Linked DNA regions of Homo sapiens: region 2 is linked to region 1. A link is an interaction called in ENCODE POLR2A ChIA-PET data of the cell type or tissue named here. Cell type or tissue: PC-3. All regions are shown on one strand. Links, peaks and the distances in the headings refer to the core of each region. The heading gives the core; the rest is flanking DNA.

Evidence for each region. Peaks named below come from ENCODE experiments on the same cell type or tissue, not always from the same donor. Only the 100,000 strongest peaks of a DNase experiment are listed, where the experiment ranks them.
Region 2: POLR2A ChIA-PET joins it to region 1 with 5 read pairs; 3 of 35 experiments call an interaction of 5 or more read pairs at or near these places.

The regions. Positions count from the first base shown.
Region 1 is chr1:13,519,615-13,531,804 of GRCh38, forward strand. No RefSeq gene overlaps it. Among named protein-coding and RNA genes, the nearest start is that of LRRC38, 12 kb to the left of the region's middle. RefSeq lists an enhancer at 1,915-3,114. In PC-3, for the core only: no CTCF peak of the experiment used is centred there; a DNase peak (open chromatin) is centred at 4,637; H3K27ac peaks cover 1,000 bases.
Region 2 is chr1:13,668,886-13,681,075 of GRCh38, forward strand. LOC105378612 (a long non-coding RNA gene) reads left to right here and starts at 1,309. Exons shown (of 3, transcript XR_946968.2): 1 at 1,309-1,766; 2 at 2,645-2,831; 3 at 5,356-5,833. In PC-3, for the core only: no CTCF peak of the experiment used is centred there; no DNase peak of the experiment used is centred there.

The sequences.
Region 1 (12,190 bases), core at 3,180-5,679:
AGTGGGGCAATCATGGCTCACTGCAGTCCCAACCTCCCAGGCTCAAGAGCTCCTCCCACCTCAGCCTCCCAAGTAGCTGGCACTACAGGCACATGCTACCACACCTGGCTAATTTTTTTTTTTTTTTTTTTTTTTTTTTTTTACTTTTTGCAGTGATTGGGGGTCTCACTATGTTGCCCAGGCTGGTCTCAAACTCCTGGGCTCAAGTTATCCTCCTGCCTCAGTCTCCCAAAGTACTGAGATTACAGACGTGAGCCACTGTGCCAAGTCAGGCTCGATACTTTATTCCAGTTCCTAGAATCAGCCCCAGAACACTCAAGAATTGATTAACTAATTGTCACCTGTAAATGATGCCTGTCAACTAGGCTACCAGTTTCTCAGCAGTATCTCACCTGGAGAAACTCATTCATCGTTTCTGGTAGAGCAAGGAACTTCATCCCTCCAAAGACAGCCTTGGCTCTATTTCCCAGGAAGGAATGAGATTTACATGGAGAGCACAAAGCACTCCAACTGTACCCCTGAAGTAGCCTGGGAGTTTGGGGCTCCCCCAAACACATATCTAGTTCCTCTTCATCAAAAGCATGTGGCACCCCATAAATGATGTCATCATGTCCACCTTTGCGCCTTTATTCATACCCTCTTCCTGGCTTGCCTCCCACCATGTTCCCAGTTTGCTTAATGAAATTTGGCCTCCTCCAAGAAGTCCTTCTAGAATTACCCTGAACAATTCCCTGGTCCCCTTTATTCTCCATTCCAGGAGACTAAGTGCTGTGCTAGGTATGGAGCATAAAGAGGGCGCGGGTGTAGCCTCATGCTCAAGGAGCTCAGGGCTCAAGAGACAGCCACAAGAAGAAATAACCACTGTTTCATTAGAGTTGGGACTTATGTGTTGGTCTCTAAAACTCGAATTCATATAGTGTTATTAAGTATACCAAAATAGAAGCTGTACATTTGGGTAGAGTCAGAGCTAAAACCCTTGGCCCTTGAGCCAGTTAGCCCATATTCAGATCCCGGCTCCATCCCTTCTAAGCTGCTGTTCTGCAAGTGAAGTCATCGCCATAAGCTTCGGTTGTTTCATCTGTAAAATGGAGACCCGCCGTATCTACCTCATAGGGTTACTGTGAAGATTCAATGAGATAATATACAAATTAGCATTCGGCACAGCACCTGTGGGATTCTCAATACATAGTAGCATCTGAAGGTGGGAACATTCTCATCCATTTGGACACCTCCAGCAAAAAACTTTTCTTGCCTGCTTAATATTCTAAAGGAAGGCATTGAACTGGGTCCCGGGGAGACCAAGACAGAGTAGACAGCCTCAGTTCTCAGGTGACTCACAACCTCCTTGAAGAGACAGGCCACCCGCAGCAAGGACTTGTCCTGTACAGTAACTGCCAAACAAGTACTGTGGGTTAATAAATGTCGCAGGCATTTGGAGGAGTCAGGGATGTCTGGGCCAGGATGATTGGAGAAAGCCACATCTTGACACAGCGGACCGTATTTTCCAAATCAGCTCTCGGAGCATACGGCCATGTGGCTTCACGCTTCTCTACCCCAGCGCACAGGCTTCCCTGCCAGTCCACTTGGCAGGCCCCTGCTCACTCTCAAAAATGACATGCGTTCCTCCGTAAGCCTTCGGCCTCCCCACGTACAGCCAAATTATTTTCTCCCTGGTATCTTTCCTCCGTTGTGTTACTGTCCCTTGCATGCAGTGTGGTATTTATTGATAACATGTTTCTCTCCTTTCCTGGATTATTACTTGGCTCTAGTGTGAGAAAGAACAGGTCCTCCTGAGCAAAGACCGTGTCTTCTCCGTGTTTATATCCTGGAACCCAGCATAGGACCCCACACAGGGCAGGTGCCCAAGGTATCTTTGCCAAATGAACGAATGAGCGCATGCGTGACAAGCAAATGCTTCTGCCGTGTGGAATGATTGGCAGACCAAGCATTTGAGGTCAGGATTGCTTTGGAAGGCTCTAAAGGTGTGGGTCTCTATGATGCTGCTGCTGTACTATCTGTTTAACCCCGCAAATACTGCAGAAGGCGGCCTCAGGACTTCCCCTCCTTCCTCATGATCTCCTCTCCTGATAATAATGATAGTGACCTGTGCGCTCTCACACCCATATGCAACACTGCAAAGACCCCTTACTCCCATGCTCTCAAGTGAGCCTCACAGCAGCTGTGTCGGGGGCCCACGTCTTTGTGCCCATTTTACAAAAACCTCTGGTGGGTGGCTGATTACTCACCCTTTCACAGCTGAGTAGCCCTAAGGATACTTGACATTTCAAACCCAAAGACAAGTTTCCTGAGCTCCTTTTGCAGCCCTTGTGGAAATCTACAGCGCAGGGTTATCTAATGATGGGAGGTCATTAGTGGCTGTTGATCGCATGGACTGACTGATTAGAGGTAGGGCCTCAGAGCCTGGAGTTTTACATTTTATTTTGGATCAATAAAATAAAAATTTAACAGCTGAAACACTGCTCAGCAAACATATCTGATTGCTGAGCAGTATTTCCGCTGTCATGACTGGCTGCTGAGCAGTATTTCCGCTGTCATGACTGGCTGCTGAGCAGTATTTCCGCTGTCATGACTGGCTGCTGAGCAGTATTTCCGCTGTCATGACTGGCTGCTGAGCAGTATTTCTGCTGTCATGACTGGCTGCTGAGCAGTATTTCCGCTGTCATGACTGGCCTCCTCTGCCCTCCCCCGGCCCATCCTGCAGACGTGAGCACACACTCATGTGCACGCACCTCCCTCCTTCCAGGTAAGTCTTTCTGAAACAGCGGAATACAAAATGGCATAACCCAAAGGTAGAATTGTATAAAGCCACCAGAATTCTTTCTAGTACATGCGGAGGCACACACAAGGCTGTTTTCTATAAATTTGTGTGCAATTTGCATACATTTGCATATGCTCCCAAAGCTATCTCATTGAGTTCTTGAAACAGGTAACAGGTAAAGCCACTCCACCTATGCCAGCCAATGGCAGAAGTAGAGACACATTTGCCATCCAGGCAGCCGTGGCTTCTTCTACCCTGTAAGTTATTCTAAATTAGCATAAAATCATTGTTAAGTATTAATATTACTGAAGACCCCAAAGGCTGGAGAAAACATGACATGGATGCAATCATAATAATAGTGCTGCCCGGCACAGGGGCTCACACCTGTAATCTCAGCACTTTGGGAGGCTGAGGCGGGTGGATCATGAGGTCAGGAGATCAAGACCATCCTCGCTAACACAGTGAAACCCTGTCTCTACTAAAAATACCAAAAAAAAAAAACAATTAGCTGGGCGTGGTGGCATGTGCCTGTGGTCCCAACTACTTGGGAGGCTGAGGCAGGAGAATCTCTCGAACCCAGGAGGCAGAGGTTGCGGTGAGCCAACATCGCGCCACTTCACTCCAGCCGGGGTGACAGAGCAAGACTCCGTCTCAAAATAATAATAATAATAGTGGTAATAATAATCTCTAATACTGAGCACATATATGTCAGGCATTTCTCTATGAGCTGTGAATATATTATCTTAATCTCCTCAATAATCCAAAAGGTAGGTCCAATTATTACCATTTTACTGGTGAGGAAGCTGAGATCCACAAGGTTGAGGCCACATGGCTTGTCAGTGATTCAAACACAGGCATTCTGACTCCATTCATTTATGGGCCAGTATTAGTTTAAGCACCTACTATGAGCCAGATATTATTCTAGGCACTAGGAACACTGCAGTGAAGGAAAAAGACCAAGTCTCAGTTGTCACAAAGCATTAGTATGTGTAAGTTAGGGTAAGGTTGGGTGGGAACAAATAGACTCCAAAATTTATTAAAGAACAAAGAAGTGAATTTCTTTTTTCTTTTCTTTCTTTTTTTTTGAGACAAAGTCTCACTCCGTGGCCCAGGCTGGAATGCAATGACACCATCTCAGCTCACTGCAACCTCCGCCTTCCAGGCTCAAGTGATTCTCTTGCCTCAGTCTCCCGAGTAGCCGGAATTACAGGTGAGCACCACGACGCCTGGCTACTTTTTGTATTTTCTGTAGAGACAGGCTTCCGCCATGTTGGTCAAGCTGGTCTCGAGCTCCTGACCTCAAGTGATCTGCCCGCCTTGGCCTCCTAAAGTGCTGTGATAACAGGCGTGAGCCCCAGCATCCGGCCTGAATTTCTTTCTTGAGTAGTAATTCAAGGCATATGTCCCAGACTGATGGACAATCTTGCCCTAGCCACATGGTCATGTGGAAAACCCTGGTCCCTTGCACATCATTGCTCTTCTAAGCACCTAGGACACTGTCTTCACCTGCTTAGGTGAGGCTGGGCTGCTGCCACATCCTTGTGTAGCCACGGGAAGGTGGAAGGGAATTCGGAGAGGCCACGCCTACCATGCTCAAGCCCGGGCCTGGGAGGGGCAGCATTTGTTTCTGTTTCCTTTCTGTAAGTGAGAACCTAGGCCTGTGGACCCATCCTGCTTCAAAAAGGGTTAAGGAATGGGGTTTAATCAAGAGCCAGGGAAAAAGGGAGAATGGATTTGGTTGGGCAACCAGCAGCCTTTGCCATGAAATGACAGTCACAAGGCAAATACATTTGTTGGATGATGTCACAGAGCAATAAAGGCAACGAAGATAAAGCAGAGGAAGGGCTGGGGAAGGATGGGGTCACATTTTTAGACACAGTCATCAGCTCTTAATCACCATCCTTAACTGACCCCTCATTCCACCCATCCTCACAGTGACAATGACGAAGGCTTAGGAGAGCCTCAAGCACTTCCTGAACCAAATAAGGTCAACTTATGTCCAGCCGAGTAGCCAGGTACCCTGGCCAAGCAAGAGTTTACTAGACTAGACTTGACCTTCGTAGAGTCTCTCATGCCTTTTGTCAAGGAATTTTTATTTATTAGTCATTTTATTTTCATTAAAAAAAACTTTTAGAGTAGCTAAGGAATGTATTGTCATCTCCCTTTGATGAAAGGAGAACTTAAGGCTTGAAAATGTTCAGATAAAAAACAAACAATTAGTCCAGGTGCAGTGGCTCACGCCTGTAATCCCAGCACTTTGGGAGGCCGAGGCAGGTGGATCACGAGGTCAGGAGTTCAAGACCAGCCTGGCCAATATGGTGAAACCCTGTCTCTACTAAAAATACAAAAATTAGCTGGGCATGATGGTGCACTCCTGTAGTCCCAGCTACTCAGGAGGCTGAGGCAGGAGAATCACCTGAACCCGGGAGGTGGAGGTTGCAGTGAGCCGAGATCGTGCCACTGCACTCCAGCCTGGGCTACAGAGTGAGACTCCACCTCAAAAACAAAAGCAAAACAAAACTATTGAGCTCCTATATCTGTATCCCAAAGCTCCAGTGCCTTGTGATACAAAGGCAAATGGGAAGTAGTTCCCTAGAAAACTTGACGTGTAGTGTGGTATGCAGACGTAGAAGCAAATAATTTTTCAAAATATACAATAATAAAAGTGTGTACAAAATACAGCAGTACAGAGGAGGAAGGGAATAATAATTCTACTTGGGTGGAAAGGATCAAGAGAAGGTATTACAGTAGAGGTGATGGCTGACCAGGGTTTTGAAGGATGAATATGAGTTCTCTAAGCAGATGGGGAATCTGTTCTAGGTAAGGAAAATATGTTCCAGAGAGAGAAAACTGCATACATAAAGGCATAGAGGTCTAACAGTATGAAATGTTTCATGAATTTGGCTATGAACATTTGAGAAGGGCTCACTAAACCTTTACAGTGGGTGCTAGAAAATAACCCAGGTCTCCCAATTCCTAGTCCATATTAGTTTCTGACCTTTTTTGGCAGCCATCCCAGGGTCTGATGGCTATGCACAAGCATTTCACACTTAACCTTTGCCAAAGGGCCAAGAAGCAGTATGTACAAGCATTTTAAAAGCTGTGATCACAAATCTGCAATTTCCACTCATTCATCCAACGATGCCTACAAAGTGCTTTCTAAGTGGATTCCAACATATGGACTCACCCATTGGGGATACAATGGCACACCTGGGTAAGCCTGATACCCAAGATGAGAGATGGGGCAGAAGAGGAGCTGCGGAGGGGCTGGAGAGGGGCTGAGCTGCACTGGGAAAACCAGTATATTTTGCAGGGTCGGGAATCTGGACTTTGTTCTGAGCTCCTGAAAGGCTTTAATCTGGGAAGAGACATAACCAGGTGTGCGTTTTTGTTGTTGTTTTTTTTTGTTTGTTTGTTTTTTTTTTTTGGAGACGGAGTCTCTCTCTGTCGCCCAGGCTAGAGTGCAGTGGCGCGATCTCTGCTTACTGCAAGCTCCGCCTCCCGGGTTCACGCCGTTCTCCTGCCTCAGCCTCCCGGTAGCTGGGACTACAGGCGCCCGCCATCACGCCTGGCTAATTTTTTTGTATTTTTAGTAGAGACGCAATTTCACAGTGTTAGCCAGGATGGTCTCGATCTCATGACCTTGCGATCCACCCAAAGTGCTGGGATTACAGGCGTGAGCCACCGCGCCTGGCCCGGGTGTGCATTTTAGGGAGCTGACACTGGACGCAGTATAGGGGTTGAACTGGAAGGAGAGCCAGTTTTGGAAGATGCTTTCAGAAATTCAAGGTAGGAATAACCTCACCCTGCCCTCCTAGTAATCTGCCCAAGAGAAAAGAAAACGTAAGCTCACCCGTGACACCCAGGCTAATGCTCCCAGCAGCACAATTCATAATAGCCAGAAACTGGAAACAGCCCAAACAGTCTTTAGCTGATGAATGGATAAAACAAAATGTGGCATATCCATTCAGTGGAATACTCTGCAGCAATAAAAAAGAGCAAACTACTAGTGCATGTCACAACATGGATGGACCTCAAAAACGTGGTGTTAAGAAGCCCAGACGAGGAAGACTACATACTGTATGATTCCATGTCTGTGAAATGCTCAGAAAAGGCAAATATGCAGAGACAGACAGCAGACCTGTCTGGGGCATGGAGTGGGGATTAACTGTACTCAAGCACAAGAAAACTTTCCAGGGTGATAAAAATGTTCCAAAACTGAGGCTGGGCACAGTGGTTCATGCTTGTAATCCCAGCACTTTGGGAGGCCAAAGTGGGCAGATCACTTGAGGTCAGGAGTTCGAGACCATCCTGGCCAACATGGTGAAACCCCGTGTCTACCAAAAATACAAAAATATACAAAAATTAGCTGGACATGGTTGTGCATGCCTGTAGCCCCACTACTCAGGAGGCTGAGGCAGGAGAATCGCTTGAACCCAGGAGGTGGAGGTTCTGAGCTGAGATTGCACTACTGCAACCTCCGCCTCCTGGGTTCAAGTGATTCTCCTGCCTCAGCCTCCCAAGTAGCTGGGACTGCAGGCACACGCCACCACACGCAGCTAATTTTTTGTATTTTTAGTAAAGACAGGGTTTCACCATGTTGGCCAGGATGGTCTTGATCTCTTGACCTCATGATCCACCTGCTTCAGCTCCCAGAGTGCTGGGATTACAGGCGTCAGCCACTGCACTCAGCCAGAAATCCTGTTGGTTATATTATTTTATAGCTGGGTGTGGTGGCTCCCCGCACTTTGGGAGGCCAAGGCGGGAGAATCAGTTGAGCCCAGGAGTTCGAGATCAGCCTGGACAACATGGTGAACCCCCGTCTCTACTAAAAATACAAAAATTAGCCAGGTGTGGTGGTGTACTCCTTTAGTCCTAGCTACTCGGGAGGCTGAAGTGGGAGGATCACTTGAGCCTGGGGAGGTCAAGGCAATAATGAGCTGTGATCATTCCACTGTATTCTAGCCTAGGTGACAGAGTGAGACCCCGTCTCAAAAATTTAAAGAAAAAAAAAGGGGGCCGGGCGCAGTGGCTCACGCCTGTAATCCCAGCACTTTGGGAGGCTGAGGCGGGCGGATCGCGAGGTCAGGAGGTCGAGACAATCCTGGCTAACACGGTGAAACCCCGTCTCTACTAAAAATACAAAAAAATTAGCCGGGCGTGGTGGCAGGCGCCTGTAGTCCCAGCCACTGGGGAGGCTGAGGCAGGAGAATGGCGTGAACCCGGGAGGCGGAGCTTGCAGTGAGGCGAGATCGTGCCACTGCACTCCAGCCTGGGCAACAGAGCGAGACTCCGTCTCAAAGAAAAAAAAATGATAGTTTTAGAAGACTATTTAATGATATAAAAAGTCATACAATTAAGTGAAAATCAACGGTTTACAAAACCTTACGTGGGGTGTAGTTCTAATTTTGTTTTATAGACACACACAGAGACAAAATAGAATAAATATTAACCGAGCATATCTCTAAGTGGAATCTGATAATCCAGAAAAAGATACTCAAACCAAAGAAAAAACTTCTCCTGACTCACCTTCACCTTTAAAGTGAGTCCAAACACTGATCAAAGATTTCAGTGTCCAGATGTGACCTCATGAGGACAGGGTCTTTCCACCTTCATCTCCGGCCCCCCTCTCTCCTGCTTACCAACGTGCTCGTCATTCTTCCCTCTGTGCCTTCACCGTGCTATTATTCTAACCCCTCTTGCCTGCCTGGGATAGAACAGGACAGGAAAGGACAGAAAAGGTGTGTGGGGTGAGACTTCAGAGCGTGTGGAGAGTGAAAGGGTTGGAGCCTGCGAACAGCTGTGCAGAATTAAGCAAATTGGAGAGAAGAGAACCAGAAAGAGAGAGGAGAGAGAAACTGAATGTGCCTAACCCAGCCTCTTTTCTCTTCCTTTGGAGGCTTGTTCTCCTCCCACCTGGGGGTTTGCAGAGGTGGCTCCACCTTAGGAGTGGGGAGGCCCACGCTGGCCCCACTCTGCCTATATCCAGGCAGGTACATCTGTGTGTTTCCATTGCAGAATATGCGCTTGCTTTCAGATTTAAACAACTTCTTCTCCACTGTCACCTATCTGTGTTCCCGTAGTGCTTGGTACTGACCTCTAATGCACCTCTAGCCTCACTGAGCTACAGAGATTTGTTTATGTGTCCGTCTCCTGAACAAAATCATGAGCCCTGTCAGGGCAGACTGCAGAGACTGTGACTCGCTCTTCTCATCATACCCTGTCCCAGCATCTGGCCCATTACAGGTGCTCAGAAAAGACCAGACCTGTTCTTGTTGTTGTTGTTGTTGTTGTTTGTTGTTGTTTGAGACAGAGTCTCGCTTTGTTGCCAGGCTGGAGTGCAGTGGCGTAATCTCAGCTCACTGCAACCTCCGCCTCCCGGTTTCAAGTGATTCTCCTACCTCAGCCTCCGGAGCAGCTAGGACGCAAGCCACCATGCTGGGCTAATTTTTGTATTTTTAGTAGAGATGGGGTTTCACTATATTGGCCAGGCTGGTCTCAAACTCCTGACCTCAGGTGATCCACCTGCCTCGGCCTCCCAAAGTGCTGGGATTGTAGGAATGAACCACCACGCCCGGCCTGCTGTTTTAGTATTTTGGATAATCCAGTTATAAGCCAGGAATACATGCAAAGAATCTCTATGGTGTCAAATTCAAAGAAATGCCATCGCCATCTTGCAAACTAAAGTAGCTAAAATATAAATTCAATCTTTGCTGGCACTTCTTGAATAACATTAAGGAGTCTCCGAGTAATAAGCCTCAGCAACTCTTCAAAAATCTCTCCTCTCTCTCTCTCGCTCGCTCTCTCTTTCTCTCTGGTTCTCTTCTCTCCAATTTGCTTAAATCTGCACAGCTGTTTCAAAGCTCCAAGTCTCACTCTCCACGCTGTCTGATGTCTAAGCCCACTCACCTTTTCTGTCCTTTCCTGTCCTGTTTTCTGATTTTCTTTACTCATTGTCCCCATTTGGTATCTCAAAAGCCCAGAAACCAGGCTAGAAAAAGCAGAAGTCAGGCCGGGCATGGTGGCTCACGCCTATAATCCCAGCACTTTGGGAGGCCGACGCAAGCAGATCACCTGAGGTTGGGAGTTCAAGACCAGCCTGACCAACATGGAGAAACCCCGTCTCTACTAAAAATACAAAATTAGCTGGGCATGGTGGCACATGCCTGTAATCCCAGCTACTCGGGAGGCTGAGGCAGGAGAATCACTTGAACCCGGGAGGTGGAGGTTGTTGGGGTGAGCCTAGATCGCGCCACTGCACTCCAGCCTGGGCAACAAGAGCAAAACTCCGTCTCAAAGGAAAAAAAAAAATGAAAAGGCAGAAGGCTCCGAAGGAGGTGAAGGAGAAGGCAAAGCCACAATCGCTGCTCAGCCCTGGGGCTGCTGGCATGAAAGGGGACTTGTTTCTTTCTAGTTCCTGTTTATGAGATTGCACATCGTGCTGTGCTGAGTTAGACACAAAATACAGGGCTGGTTTAGAAACGGGCTGTGCAGCCCACTCCCCCCCAACCCCCCCACCAAGGCCATGCCAGCCAAAACCCCCAAAGAGCTGATGTTTCTGTTGGGGGGTGATGTTTCCTGCTAGTGAGGGAGCCGCTCTTGGCCTTGGCACCCATTCCTCCTGTGGGAAGAAGGGCAGCTTGGAGAAACTGAATGTGCCTAGCCCAGCCCCTCCTCTCTCTCTCTCTAACTTTTGGGGCTTGTTCTCCCACCTGGGGGTTTACAGAGGCAGCTCCACCTTAGGAGTGGGGAGGCCCACGCTGGCCCCACTCTGCCTATACCTGGGCAGGCACAGCTGTTTCCATTTTGCAGAATGTGCACTCGCTTTCAGATTTAAATGACATCTTGTTCATGGTCAGCTTTCTTCGTAATAAAAACAACGTGGCTGGGCGCGGTGGCTCACGCCTGTAATCCCAGCACTTTGGGAGGCCCAGGCAGGCGGATCACGAGATCAGGAGATCGAGACCATCCTGGCTAACACAGTGAAACTCCGTCTCTGTTAAAAATACAAAAAAATTAGCCAGGCGTGGTAGCAGGCGCCTGTAGTCCCAGCTACTCAGGAGGCTGGGGCAGGAGAATGGCATGAACCCGGGAGGCGGAGCTTGCAGTGAGCCGAGATCGCGCCACTGCACTCCAGCCTGGGCGACAGAGCGAGACTTCATCTCAAAAAAAAAAAAAAAAAAAGAATGCTTCAGTCCTCTGTCCACTAACAGTTCTGTTATTTCTCCATTGATCTGAGCCCTGGTGGGGACGAGGGATGGTATTAATCAGGTCTCCCCAGCACCTCCCTGCTCGTGCCTCCCTCCCTCTACCTGTCTACCAGTTACCAGGAAACCTGATGTATGCAGCCTACGCTTTCTTACTTCCTTTTCTAGCTATGCAGTTGTTACTAATAGCTGTAACCGTTCCTCCCTGAAGGGACTCTTTTCATCTCCGGGCATCGTGATTATTAGAAACTTGTAAGTGCAGACCGGGCGCGGTGGCTCACGCCTGTAATCCCAGCACTTTGGGAGGCCGAGGCAGGCAGATCATGAGGTCAGGAGATCAAGACCATCCTGGCCAACATGGTGAAACCCCGTCTCTACTGAAAAATACAAAAAAAAAAAAAAAAAAAATAGCCGGGCTTGGTGGCAGGGGCCCGTAGTCCCAGCTACTTGGGAGGCTGAGGCAGGAGAATGGCGTGAACCCGGGAGGCGGAGCTTGCAGTGAGCCGAGATCGCGCCACTGCACTCCAGCCTGGGCGACAGAGCGAGACTCCGTCTCAAAAAAAAAAGTTGTAAGTGCAACTCCTTCTCCCTTTTATCAGTTGGGCCTTGCTTGTCTTCTGGCTGGAATTCAAATCTGACTCCTCCTGAAGTTATATGAAGAGAGATGAAACAGCCTCTCCCTCCAAGCCCCCGTTTCCTCACCCCATGTAGAATATTCCAACAGCACCCTTTTCTCAACTTTGCTGCAAGGCTTAGATTGGATAATCTGCAGAGCTCCTGGGAAATTCTAAAATGCTTTGCAAATACAAGGCCCGTTTTCTCCTGTGCCTCTGAAGGCTATGACACATTCATCCTTCGCTCAGATATATAAGAGCAGAAGAGTTCAACACACCTGATTTATTTTAAAAAGAAAACTTTTTTCTTTTTTTTAGAGATGGGGGTCGCCTGTTGCCCAGGCTAGTCCCGAACTCCTGGCCTCAAGCAAGCCTCCCATCTCAGCCTCCCAAAGTGCTAGGAATACAGGCGTGAGTCGCCGCACCCGCCCTGACACACCTGATTTCTACTGAGAAGTTCTCTTCCTGGGGTGGCTTGAAAAATCGGATGAGCTCTGGGGAGGCACTTTGTACTGATGCTTTTGTAGAAATCCTTCCATTTTACTTAGTATGATGTTTTTAACGTCAATCCATGTTGTTGCATGTATTGA
Region 2 (12,190 bases), core at 4,958-7,457, 150 kb after region 1:
AACTCTAAAGAGCACCCCAAAAACTTGCCCATAAATCAGTGAAAGAGCCAATATGATTATATAAGTGACGATCTCATTGTTTTTCTATCTGGTTAAAGTTTTTTTCACCAGACTTGTGAAAAAAGGAGTTGAATATACCGATGTCCAAAACACACACTTCCATATAGAGCGGGAGGGAATGTTGTGGAGCCACCATGGACAGAAGGGTGGCAATACGAAAACCTCAATCAGTGTTTCTCAGACTAGCTGCATCTGTAGGGTATTTAGTGGAGCTCTGCTGTACAGGCAGCTATCTGCATTTAGGTCAACATATTTTAAACTTCATTATAGTTCTTTGATACTTAAGCACTATTGATATTTAATAGTGCTTTGATATTTAATATTTGATATATAAATATATGTTTGATTTCATATTTGATTTACTATTTGATATATAAAAGCACTTTGATATTTAAGCACAAAGAGGCATTTTAAAATTAAGAATAATAATTGTTTATATTAGTGAGCAGGATAATACTCTCTTCTCTTTTAAGAAGGCGTCCATCTTTTTGTTTTTTGCTTTCTAGTTAACACATAAAGTTTATTTTTTTAATTTATTTTTAAATTTTACTTTAAGTTCTGGGATACATGTGCAGAACATGCAGGTTTGTTACATAGGTATACATGTGCCATGGTGGTTTGCTGCACCCATCAACCCATCATCTAGGTTTTAAGCCCCACATGCATTAGGTATTTGTCCTAATGATCTCCCTCCCCTTGCCCCCCACCACCCGACAGGTCCTGGTGTGTGATGTTCCCCTCTCTGTGTCCATGTGTTCTCATTGTTCAACTCCCACTTATGAGTGAGAACATGTGGTGTTTGGTTTTCTGTTCCTGTGTAAGTTTGCTGAGAATGATGGCTTCCAGCTTCATCCATGTCCCTGCAGAGGACATGAACTCATTCTTTTTTATGACTGTGTAGTATTCCATGGTGTATATGTGCCACATTTTCTTTATCCTGTCTATCATTGATGGGCATTTGGGTTGGTTCCAAGTCTTTGCTATTGTGAATAGTGCTGCAATAAAGATATGTGGGCATGTGTCTTTATAGTAGAATGATTTATAATCCTTTGGGTATATACCCAGTAATGGGATTGCTGGGTCAAATGGTATTTCTGTTTGTAGATCCTTGAGGAATCGCCACACTGTCTTCCACAATGGTTGAACTAATTTACACTCCCACCAACAGTGTAAAAGCATTCCTATTTCTCCACAGCCTCGGCAGCATCTGTTGTTTCTTGACTTTTTAATAATCAAGAAGGCCTACATCTTTCGTTGATGATGGACAGGTTGAACCAAAATCTGGTTCCAAATCCAGTTGGTTTTGTCTTGTATTTCTTACTAGTTGATATATTGGTCAGTCTGCTTTCTGTTGCAAGTGATAAACCTCAAATTAGCTTAATTTTTAAAAAAGGAATTCATTGACTTGTGTAATAAAAAAGTTCAGGGATACATCTAACTTCAGGCACGATGTCATCAAGAAACGGTCCCTCTTCATCTCTTGACTGCCTGTTTTTGTTTTTGTTTTCTGTGTTGCCTTTATTCTAGGCCTCTGTTCCAGTGATGGCAAAGATGACCCCAAGCTGCTCCAGACTCACGTGCCTTACTGCCTATGCTTTGAAAACGACAGAGAGTGTTCCTTTCACAGAAAACCCTGTGGCCGGGTGTGGTGGCTCATGCCTGTAATCCCAGTACTTTGGGAGGCCAAGGTGGGCAGATCACCTGAGGTAGGGAGTTCAAGACCAGCCCGATCAATATGGAGAAACCCTGTCTCTACTAAAAATACAAAAAATAATTAGCCGGGCGTGGTGGCACATGCCTTGTAATCCCAGCTACTTGGGAGGCTGAGGCAGGAGAATCGCTTGAACCTGGGAGGTGGAGGTTGCAGTGAGCCGAGGTCGCACCATTGCCCTCCAGCCTGTGCAACAAGAGCGAAACTCCGTCTCAAAACAAGAACAACAACAACAAAAAACAACCCTGCAAAAATCTCCCACAGGGCAGATGAATCACTGATCCGTCTTCCCAGATGTAAAGCCATCGCCATGCCCTAGAAATGCTGAGCTCATTGGACAGGTAGCCATCCCTCAAGCACGGGAGGGCGTCTACATGGACCACACAGCCTGGAAGCAGGGAGGGGTAATTTCCCAAGAAAAATGTAGGATGCTGCTGTCAAAAAAAGTGGGGCCTGTCTGGGTGTGGTGGCTCACGCCTGTAATCCTCTCACTTTGGGAGGCCGAGGCGGGCGGATCACCTGAGGTCAGGAGTTTGAGACCAGCCTGGCCAACATGGTGAAACCCTGTCTCTACTAAAAATACAAAAATTAGCCAGGTGTGGTGATGTGCGCCTGTAATCCCAGCTACTCGGGAGGTTGAGGCAGGAGAATGGCTTGAACTCGGGAGGTGGAGGTTGCAGTGAGCCGAGATCGTGCTACTGCGCTCCAGCCTGGGCAACGAGCAAGACTCCATCTGAAAAAAAAAAAAAAAAGTGGGACATAATGCCTCATAGGTAAAAACAACACTTGTCCACTTCATATACTAACTTAAAAGTTCCTAATTCATAATTTGTGACATTGAGAATGGCAGCAAGCATTTGGTGGCTCTCCCAGGCAGCTCTGAAGATGCAGCTAGAACAAGGACTAGAAATCACAGACCGATCTCTCAGGGAAGTCTCCTTCCCAGGCTGCTTCCCAGGCTCACCCAACCAGCAAGTCCATTTGAAGCTGGAAGATTCTGTGTCCATTTGGGAGGTAGTCAACTATGAATTCCTCTCTCCACTTTGGCTGCTATTGTCAGGTAAGCATTCCTTTTTGTTGTGTTGCATTTGAATGTGTTACTAAGATTATTTCCAATAATACTTCATTGAGTTACTTCTTCATGGAGTATAGAAAATTCCTGATTTTTTTTTTTTGTACTTTTTAGTGGAGAGGGGGTTTCACTGTGTTAGCCAGGATGGTCTCGATCTTCTGACCTTGTGATCCGCCCGCCTCAGCCTCCCAAAGTGCTGGGATTACAGGCATGAGCCACCACGCCCGGCCTTTTTTTTTTTTTTTTTTTTTTTGTGAGACAGTGTCTCGCTTTGTCGCCCAGGCTAGAGTGCAGTGGTGTGACCTCAGCTCACTGCAACCTCCGCCTCCTGGGTTCAAGCGATTCTCCTGCCTCAGCCTCCCAGGTAGCTGGGACTACAGGTGCCCACCACCACACCCGGCTAATTTTTGTATTTTTAGTAGAGACAGGGTTTCATCATGTTGGCCAGGCTGGTCTCAAACTCCTGACCTCAGGTGATCCGCCTGCCTTAGCCTCCCAAAGTGCTGGGATTACAGGCGTGAGCCACTGCACCCAGCCTGAAAATTACTGATTTGTAAGGAAGAAGAAATCAAACTCTTTATGATTAGACCAGGTGCATCACAATTTGATCTTAAAAATCTGAACCTCTTATAGCTTCAGTGCTAAAATCATGCAGTGTCATCCCTTGAGTAGGAGGCTCAGGTTGGCTGTGAAACTCAACACACACAGCACCAGTCTTGATAGAAGTCGTTCTGATTGTATTATCAGAGCAAGGAAGAAATATTTTTATTATCATTCAGTGTTGAGAATGTTTTAGTTTCCCTTTTGTTTCCTCTACAATCTATGAGTTGTTTCTTTCTTCTTTTTTTTTTTTTTCTTTTTTGAGATGGAGTCTCGCTCTGTCACCCAGGCTGGAGTGCAATGGCACGATCTTGGCTCACTGCAACCTCCGCCTCCTGGGTTCAAGCGATTCTCCTGCCTCAGCCTCCCAAGTAGCTGGGATTACAGGCATGTGCCACCATGCCCGGCTCCTTTTGTATTTTTAGTAGAGACGGAGTTTCTCCATGTTGGTCAGGCTGGTCTCGAACTCCCGACCTCAGGTGATCCACCCCCCCTCGGCCTCCCAAAGTGCTGAGATTACAGGAATGAGCCATCGCGCCCAGCCAAGTTGTTTCTTAAAGTTATTTAGTTTTCCAGACATATGGTATTGCTGTGGTCATCTTTTGTTATTAAATCCTAATTTTATTGCATTATAGCTGAAAAACCTGGTCAATATGTTATGTATGATCCTGTTCCCTTGGAATTTATTGAGGTTTCTTTTATGGCCTAATTTATGGTCTATTTTTATTAATATTTTTTCCATATGTACTCAAAAATGTGCAGAAAAAGATGATATATTCTGGCCAGGCACAGTGGTTCATGCCTGTAATCCCAGCACTTCAGGAGGCCAAGGCAGGAGGATGGCTTGAGCTCGGGAGTTCAAGACCAGCCTGGGTAACAGCAAAATCCCATCTCTACAAAAAGTATTCATAAGGCCGGGCGCGGTGGCTCACGCCTGTAATCCCAGCACTTTGGGAGGCCGAGGCGGGTAGATCATGAAGTCAGGAGATCGAGACCATCCTGGCTAACAAGGTGAAACCCCGTCTCTACTAAAAATATAAAAAATTAGCCGGGCGCGGTGGCGGGCGCCTGTAGTCCCAGCTACTCGGGAGGCTGAGGCAGGAGAATGGCGTGAACCCGGGAAGCGGAGCTTGCAGTGAGCCGAGATTGCGCCACTGCAGTCCGCAGTCCGGCCTGGGCGACAGAGCGAGACTCCGTCTCAAAAAAAAAAAAAGTATTCATAAAAAAATTAGCCAGGCTTGGTGGCATGTGCCTGTGGTCCCAGCTACTCAGAAGGCTGAGGTGGGAGGATGGCTTGAGCCTAGGAGGCGGAGGTTGCAGTGAGCTGAGATCACACCACTGCACTTCAGCCTGGGCAACAGTGTGAGACTCTGTCTCAGAAAAAAAAAAAAAAAGGTATATTCTATTCTTTAATATACAGAGTTTCTTCTCCCTCTCACAACTGTATACATACATATTATACAAACATATATTAATATAAGTAATATGTATTCTATATAAACATATGCATGTGTACATATGTTTATATATGTATATTTATATAGCTTGAATTTATTAATTATATTTTTTAGATCTTTGCTATCTGTGTTTTTTTCCCAAAGAGAAGTTTTTGTTTTTCTTTTTAAGAGACTATGGGTCTTGCTGTGTTGCCCAGGCTGGACTCAAGCTCCTGGACTCAAATGATCCTCCTGCCTCAGTCTCTAGAGTAGCTGGGACTAGAGGTGGGCACCACCATGCCCAGCTTTTATCTGTATTTTTGATCTCCTTGTCCTATGAGTTTCTATGAAGGTTTGTTGACATCTCTAATGATACCTCTTGATTCATCTATGTTTTAAAACTCATTACTCATTGCTTGATAAATGTTGGAGCCGTAGAGTTAGCAGCATGTATGCTTACAATTGTACACTCTCAGTGAGAAGCAGGATGAAGAGGAGGCAGTTTGTCTGGACTGAGATCCACGAACCCTGGGAATCTGGAGGCAGAGGGTATTGTTGAGATGACCAGAAAGCAGCCAGTTGGCCCACATCTATTTCATCAAGTCCTCAGCCCAGTGGAGGTTTGTGCTGCCCTCAGACACCAGTGACCTGGGATTTCTGCAGTCAAGAGGGAGCTAATAATGGTGCCAGGGTCACTTGGGGGAAGAAGCAAGAGCAGGACTTAAGATCTTTCCCCCAGTCTGAGCTCTTCATGCCACCGCCAGCTGCTTCTGCCCCGGCTGGAATCACCAACATCCCACAGCCCCTCCTGGGCAGCTTCAGTTAGGATGTCTAACTTCAGTTCCTGTTTTCGTTTGTTTGTGGAAACCATACTCTCTGTTTTTTAAGAAATCGTTTCTCACAGGAGGCTGAGGCAGGAGAATCGCTTGAACTTGGGAGGAGGAGGTTGTGGTGAGCTCAGATCATGCCATTGCACTCCAGCCTGGGCAACAAGAGTGAAACTCCATCTCACAAAATAAAATAAAATAAAATAAAATAAAATAAAATATAAAATAAAAATCATTTCTCCAAGGTTGATTTTGGGGGCAAGGAAACTGCAACCTGCACTGGTTTGCCATTTTGACACAAATCAGAAAAATTACCCCTGCATCCAAAAAAAAAAAAAAGGTGTTCACTTAGTTTTCCCTTCAGTCATCTGTGGTACTTTCCTTCTCAGCCTATGTATTCAAAGTGTACTTACAGCTTAGTTTATTGCACCACATGCTCAAAGGATGTAATTCAGTGATAGAGATTTGATTATCTTTGCAATTTTAAAAATGAAGGTAGAGTTGGCATACCATAAAATCACTCCATTAAACTACACAATCCAGTGATTCTTAGCATATGCAGGAAGTTGGACAGCAATCACCAAATTGCAGAAAATTTTCATCACCCCAAAAGAATTGCAGAAAACGTGCATCACCCCATTTGCAGTCATTTCTTTCTGTCCTCAGCCCTGGCAACCACACATCTATTTTCTGTCTCTGTGGATTTGATTTGGTATTTTGGCTAATTTGTATACGTGCAATCATACAATATGTGGCTTTTGTGTCTGGCTTCTTTCACTAGTATAATGTTTTCAAGGTTCATTCTTACTGACTATTGGTGCTTCATTCTGTTTTACAACTAAATAATTTGCATTTTTGGGCTATTAGAAATGATGCTGTATTGAATCTCTGTGTGCAAATTTTTGTGTGAACATATGTTTTCGATTTTCTTGGATATTTATCTAGAAGTAGAATTGCTGGGTCACACAGGAACTCTTATGTTTAACTTTTTGAGGACCTGCCAGACTATTTTCCAAAGCAGCTGCATTATTTTACATTCCCATCAGCAATGAATGAAGGTTCCAATTTCCCACATCGTTGTCAACATTTGCTATTGTCTGCCTTTTTGGTGATAGCCATGTCAGTGGTGTGAAGTAGTATCTTATAGTGGTTTTGATTTGCATATCCCTAAAGACAAATGAAATTGAACATCTTTTCATGGGTTTATTAGTCATTTGTATATCTTCTTTGGAGAAATGTCTATACAAATCCTTGGCCCCTTTAAAAATGGGGCTATTATTCTTTTTATTGTTGATTTGTAACAGTTCTTTATATATTCTGGAGATCGGACCCTTATCAGATATATGATTTATAAATATTTTCTCCCATTGTCTGGGTTGCTTTGTACTTTCTTAATAATGTCCTTTGATGCACAGGAGTTTTAATTTTTTTTTTGGACTAGGGTCTTGCTCTGTTGCCCAGGCTGAAGTGCAGTGGTGCAATCTTGGCCCACTTCAACTTCTGCCTCCCAGGCTCAAGTGATCCTCCCATCTCAGCCTCCCGAGTAGCTGGGACTACAGGCACCCACCACCATGCCTGGCTAATTTTTGTATTTTTTGTGAAGATTGGGTTTCGCCATGTTGCCCAGGCTTGAACTCCTGAGCTCAAGCAATCCACCTGCCTCAGCCTTCAAAACTGCTGGGATTACAGGCATGAGCCACTGCTCCCAGCCAAGAGTTTTTAATTTTGATGAAGTTCGAGTTATTTGTTTTTTTCTTTAGTTGTTTTTGCTTTTGTTATCACATCTAAGACACCATTGCCTACCAAATGCTATAGAGATTTACTCCTCTGTTTTCTTCTACAAGTTCTATGGTTTTATCTCTTACATTTAAGTATTTTGAGTTAATTTTTTTTTTTTTTTTTTTTGAGATGAAGTTTTGCTTTTGTTGCCCAGGCTGGAGTGTGGAGTACAATGGCGTGATCTTGGCTCACTGCAGCCTCTGCCTCCTGGGTTCAAGCAATTCTCCTGCCTCAGCCTCCCGAGCAGCTGGGATTACAGGCATGCGCCGCCATGCCCGGCTAATTTTGTATTTTTAGTAGAGACGAGGTTTCTCTGTGTTTGTCAGGCTGGTCCCAATTGAGTTAAATTTTATGTACAGTGTGAGAAGTAGGTGTGTTGTTCCATTTTGCATTACTATAAAGGAATACCTGAGGCTGGGTAATTTATCAAGAAAAGAGGTTTATTTGGCTCATGGTTCTGCAGGCTGTATAGGAAACATGGCACCAGCATCTGCTTCTGGTGAGGAGCTCAGAAAGCTTCCACTCATGGTGGAAGGTGAAGAGGGAGCAGGTGTGTCACAGGGTAAGAGAAGGAGTTTGTTGGAGGATAGTACCATACTCTTAAACAGCCAGATCTCCTGTGAACTCAGAGCAAGAACTCACTCATTACCATGAGGATGGCACCAAGCCATTCATGAGGGATCCACCCCCAAGATCCAACACCTCCCACCAGCTCTACCTCCGACACTGGGGATTACATTTCAACATGAGATTTGGAGGGGACAAGCATCCAAACCATATCAGTTGGGGGTCCAACCTCACTTTTTGCATGTGGCTATGCAGTTGTTCCAGCACCATTTGTTGAAAAGATTATTCTTTCCCCATTGAATTTTCTTGGCAATGTCAAAAATCAATTGACCATAACTGTATGGGTTTATTTCCAGTCTCTGGATTCTATTCCACTGATGCATGTCTGTTCCTATGCCACCATCACACTTTTTTTTTGAGATTGGATCTTACTATATTGCCCAGGCTGGAATCAAACTCCTGGATTCAAGCAACTCTCCCACCTCAGCCTCCTAAGTGGTTGAGACTACAAGTGTGCACCACTGTGCCAAGCTTTTATTTTCAAATTGTATATATTTAAGGTGTACAGTATGATGTTTTGATATACATATACAGAGTAAAATGATTACTATAGTCAAGAAAAGATTACTACAATCAAGCCAATTAACATATCCATCATCTCACATAGTTAACTTTCTTTTTTATGGTAAGAGCACCTAAAATTGTCTCTCTTAGCAAATTCTCAGTATATATAATACAAAATTATTAACTGTAGTACTCATGGTGTGCATTAGATCCCTAGACTTATATTCATAACTGCAACTGTGTGCCCTTTGACTTGTGTCTCCTCATTCTTTCCCTCAAATCCTGCCTCTGGTAACCACTGTGTTACTCTCTGTTTCTATGTATTTGACTTTTTTTAAAAAGATTCCACATATGTGAGAGATGATACAATATTTTTCTTTCTGTATCTGGCTTATTTCACTTAACATAATGTCTTCCAGTTTCATCCATGTTCTTGAAAATGGCAGGATCTCCTTTTTATGGCTGAATAATATTCTGTTGCCTATATATGCCACAAATCATCATCCAGTCATCCATTAAACGACACTTAGGTTGTTTCCAGTACTGCACTCTTGATTGCTGTAGCTTTGTAGTAACTTTTGAAACCAAGTAACCAAGTAAGAATCCTCTACCTTTGTTCTTCTTTTCTGAGGTTGTTACATCAGTATTTGATATTTGAATATTTCATGCAGACAGCATGGATTACAATGACATCTGTTTCTTTTTACTCTTTCAGTAATTGCCACTAGAAAATTTAAGATTATGTATATGGCTCACATTCTATTTTGATTGGACAGCACTGATCTGAGGTAGGGCAGGTTCCTGGGATTGGATGTTCTGGGCTGGGATCTTTTGTGATTCTCTCGGCCCTTCTCTCTTTTCTGTGTAAGTGTTATGCTCAAGCTGTTTCATGTAACGTCACAAGTGACTGCAGGTAAAATTGGGGTGACATTCTTTTTTGTTCATGTCTAACAGGAAAGAGGAAAAGAGAAAAACAGACTATCAATTGTGGGATTTTAGCTCTTCCCTTCACTTGAATTGTCTCCAGAAATAATCATATGTCCAATCCCAGTACAATAACAGCTTCCAGGAGAATGGCACTGTATTAGTCCGTTCTCATGCTGCTAATAAAGACTTACCTGAGACTGGCTAATTTATAAAGGAAAAGGTTTAATGGACTCATAGTTCCAAATGACTGGGGAGGCCTCACAATCATGGTGGAAGGCAAAGGAGGAGCAAAGTCACGTCTTACATGGTGGCAGGCAAGAGAGAGCATGTGTAGGGGAACTGCCCTTTATAAAACCATCAGATCTCTTGAACCTTATTCACTATCATGAGAACAGCACAGGAAAGACCCACCCCATGATTCAATTACATCCCACCAGGTCCCTCCCACAACACGTGGGAATTATGGGAGCTACAATTCAAGATGAGATTTGGGTGGGGACACAGCAAAGCCATATGAGGCACACACTGATTGGCTGCATTCTGATTTTCCCACCTATTATAGAAAAAGGAGTGGGATTATCATGATTAGATTAGCCTATTCCAGCTCCACCTCCAAGACGATATCCTCTTGGGGAGGACAACTGAACAAAATATGGCTTCTGTTATGTAAGCAAAAAAGGTGAAGACAACCTGGGCAGACAAACAGCAGAGTCTGCTCCATCTAATTTCAAACTTCTTTCTGTTGGTGTTTCTCTACTTAAAGAAGCAGGGTTATTCATTCTATTCATCTTTATATCCCTAGCAGCTAACATGGAACTCATGATGGTGGAGGTCATCTGACTCTGGTGGTAACAAAGCTTCATTGATGAGTTTTGGGGTTCCCATGGACAGCAAGCAGATCTCATATAACTGAAGATCCTAGCTTCTTTCTCAGGTTTCCTGCAGTGTTTATTTGGAATTTAACTTCTAATGCAGACAAGAAAATAGAATCAAGGGGCCAGAGCTAAAGTGTCTTCACATTGTATCTTTTTTTGGTGTTTCTAACTGGATCTGTGATTTAAAGTTAAAACATTAATCTGTAAGTTCATACAGACCCTGGTTCCATAGTAAAAAGCTGATGGCAGGTACAGCTTGCTTTCTAGATCTTACTGAGGTTAGGCACAGAATTTAGCTTTGATAACCAACTTCTCCATCTCTAGTTCATTCTGCTGTCATGTGACACCATACCTTCCCACAGGGTGGCTCCTCTCTACCCCATAGCCATATTACTTGACTGCTTTCTTCCCAACTTTATTGCCACCAAACTCATTTTCTTCTAATTGGAAAAACAGTTTCTTCGGAAATCATTTTCTCTGCCAAGGTTGGCGTCAGTTTCATTTTCCTGCATACTTTCCATGGGTTTGTTTGAATTACAGATGGCTTAACCTCTCATCTCAGTCTCTTCCAGCATCAGTACCTCAGAGCTCTTGGAAATAACTTGATCCTCGGAAAAACAAAACTCCACTTTCTAGTCTGACTTTCAGTATCATTCATAAATTGCCAGTGTTGCATGGAATTTTCCTGCCTGATCTCTAAATGGAAAAGAGAGTCATGGTATTGGGAACAAAAATTGGCAATTTGATTTTGATTTTTTTTTTTTTGAGATGGAGTCTCACTTCGTTGCCAGGCTGGAGTGCAGTGGTGCAATCTCGGCTCACTGCAATCTCCACCTTCTGGGTTCAAGTGATTCCCCTGCCTCAGCCTCTTGAGTAGCTGGGATTATAGGCGCCTGCCACCACGCCCGGCTAATTTTTTGTATTTTAGTAGAGACGGGTTTTCACCATGTTGGCCAGGATAGTCTTGATCTCCTGACCTCGTGATCTGCCTGCCTTGGCCTCCCAAAGTGCTGAGATTACAGGTGTGAGCCACCGCGCCCGGTCTTTGATTTTGATTTTTAAGAATTTTTTTCCTTTGTAAAGAATTTTAGGCCAAGCATGGTGGCTTATGTCTGTAATCCCAGCGCTTTGGGAGGCCGAGGTGGGAGGACGGCTTGAGCTCAGGAGTTTGAGACCAGACTGGGCAACATGGCAAAATCCCATCTCTACCAAAAATAGAAAAAAATCAGCCAGGCATGTGCTTGTAGTCTCAGCTACCCAGGAGGCTGAGGTGGGAGGATTGCTTGAGCCTGGAAAATCAAGGCTTCAGTGAGCCATGATTATGCCACTGTACTCCAGCCTGGGCAATGGAGTGAAACTTCATCTCATAAATTTTTTTTTAACCTTTAACATAGTTTTATCCCTGAAATGCTGAGAGAAGTAATAATCATGAGATACTTTCATGCATTTTTATTATCTTGGCAAGATTCAGCTTAGCTTCAGCCTTGTTCTGGCTTCTGGCTCTCTGCCAAAGTGAGGGGTGCTCTTCACTTTCATATTCAAGAAGACACAATTTTTTTTTTTTTTTGAGACGGAGTCTCACTTTGTCGCCCAGGCTGGACTGCAGTGGCGTGATCTCGGCTCACTGCAAGTTCCGCCTCCCAGGTTCACGCCATTCTCCTGCCTCAACCTCCCGAGTAACTGGGACTACAGGCGCCCGCCACCACGCCTGGCTAATTTTTTGTATTTTTAGTAGAGACGGGGGTTTCACTGTGTTAGCTAGGATGGTCTCA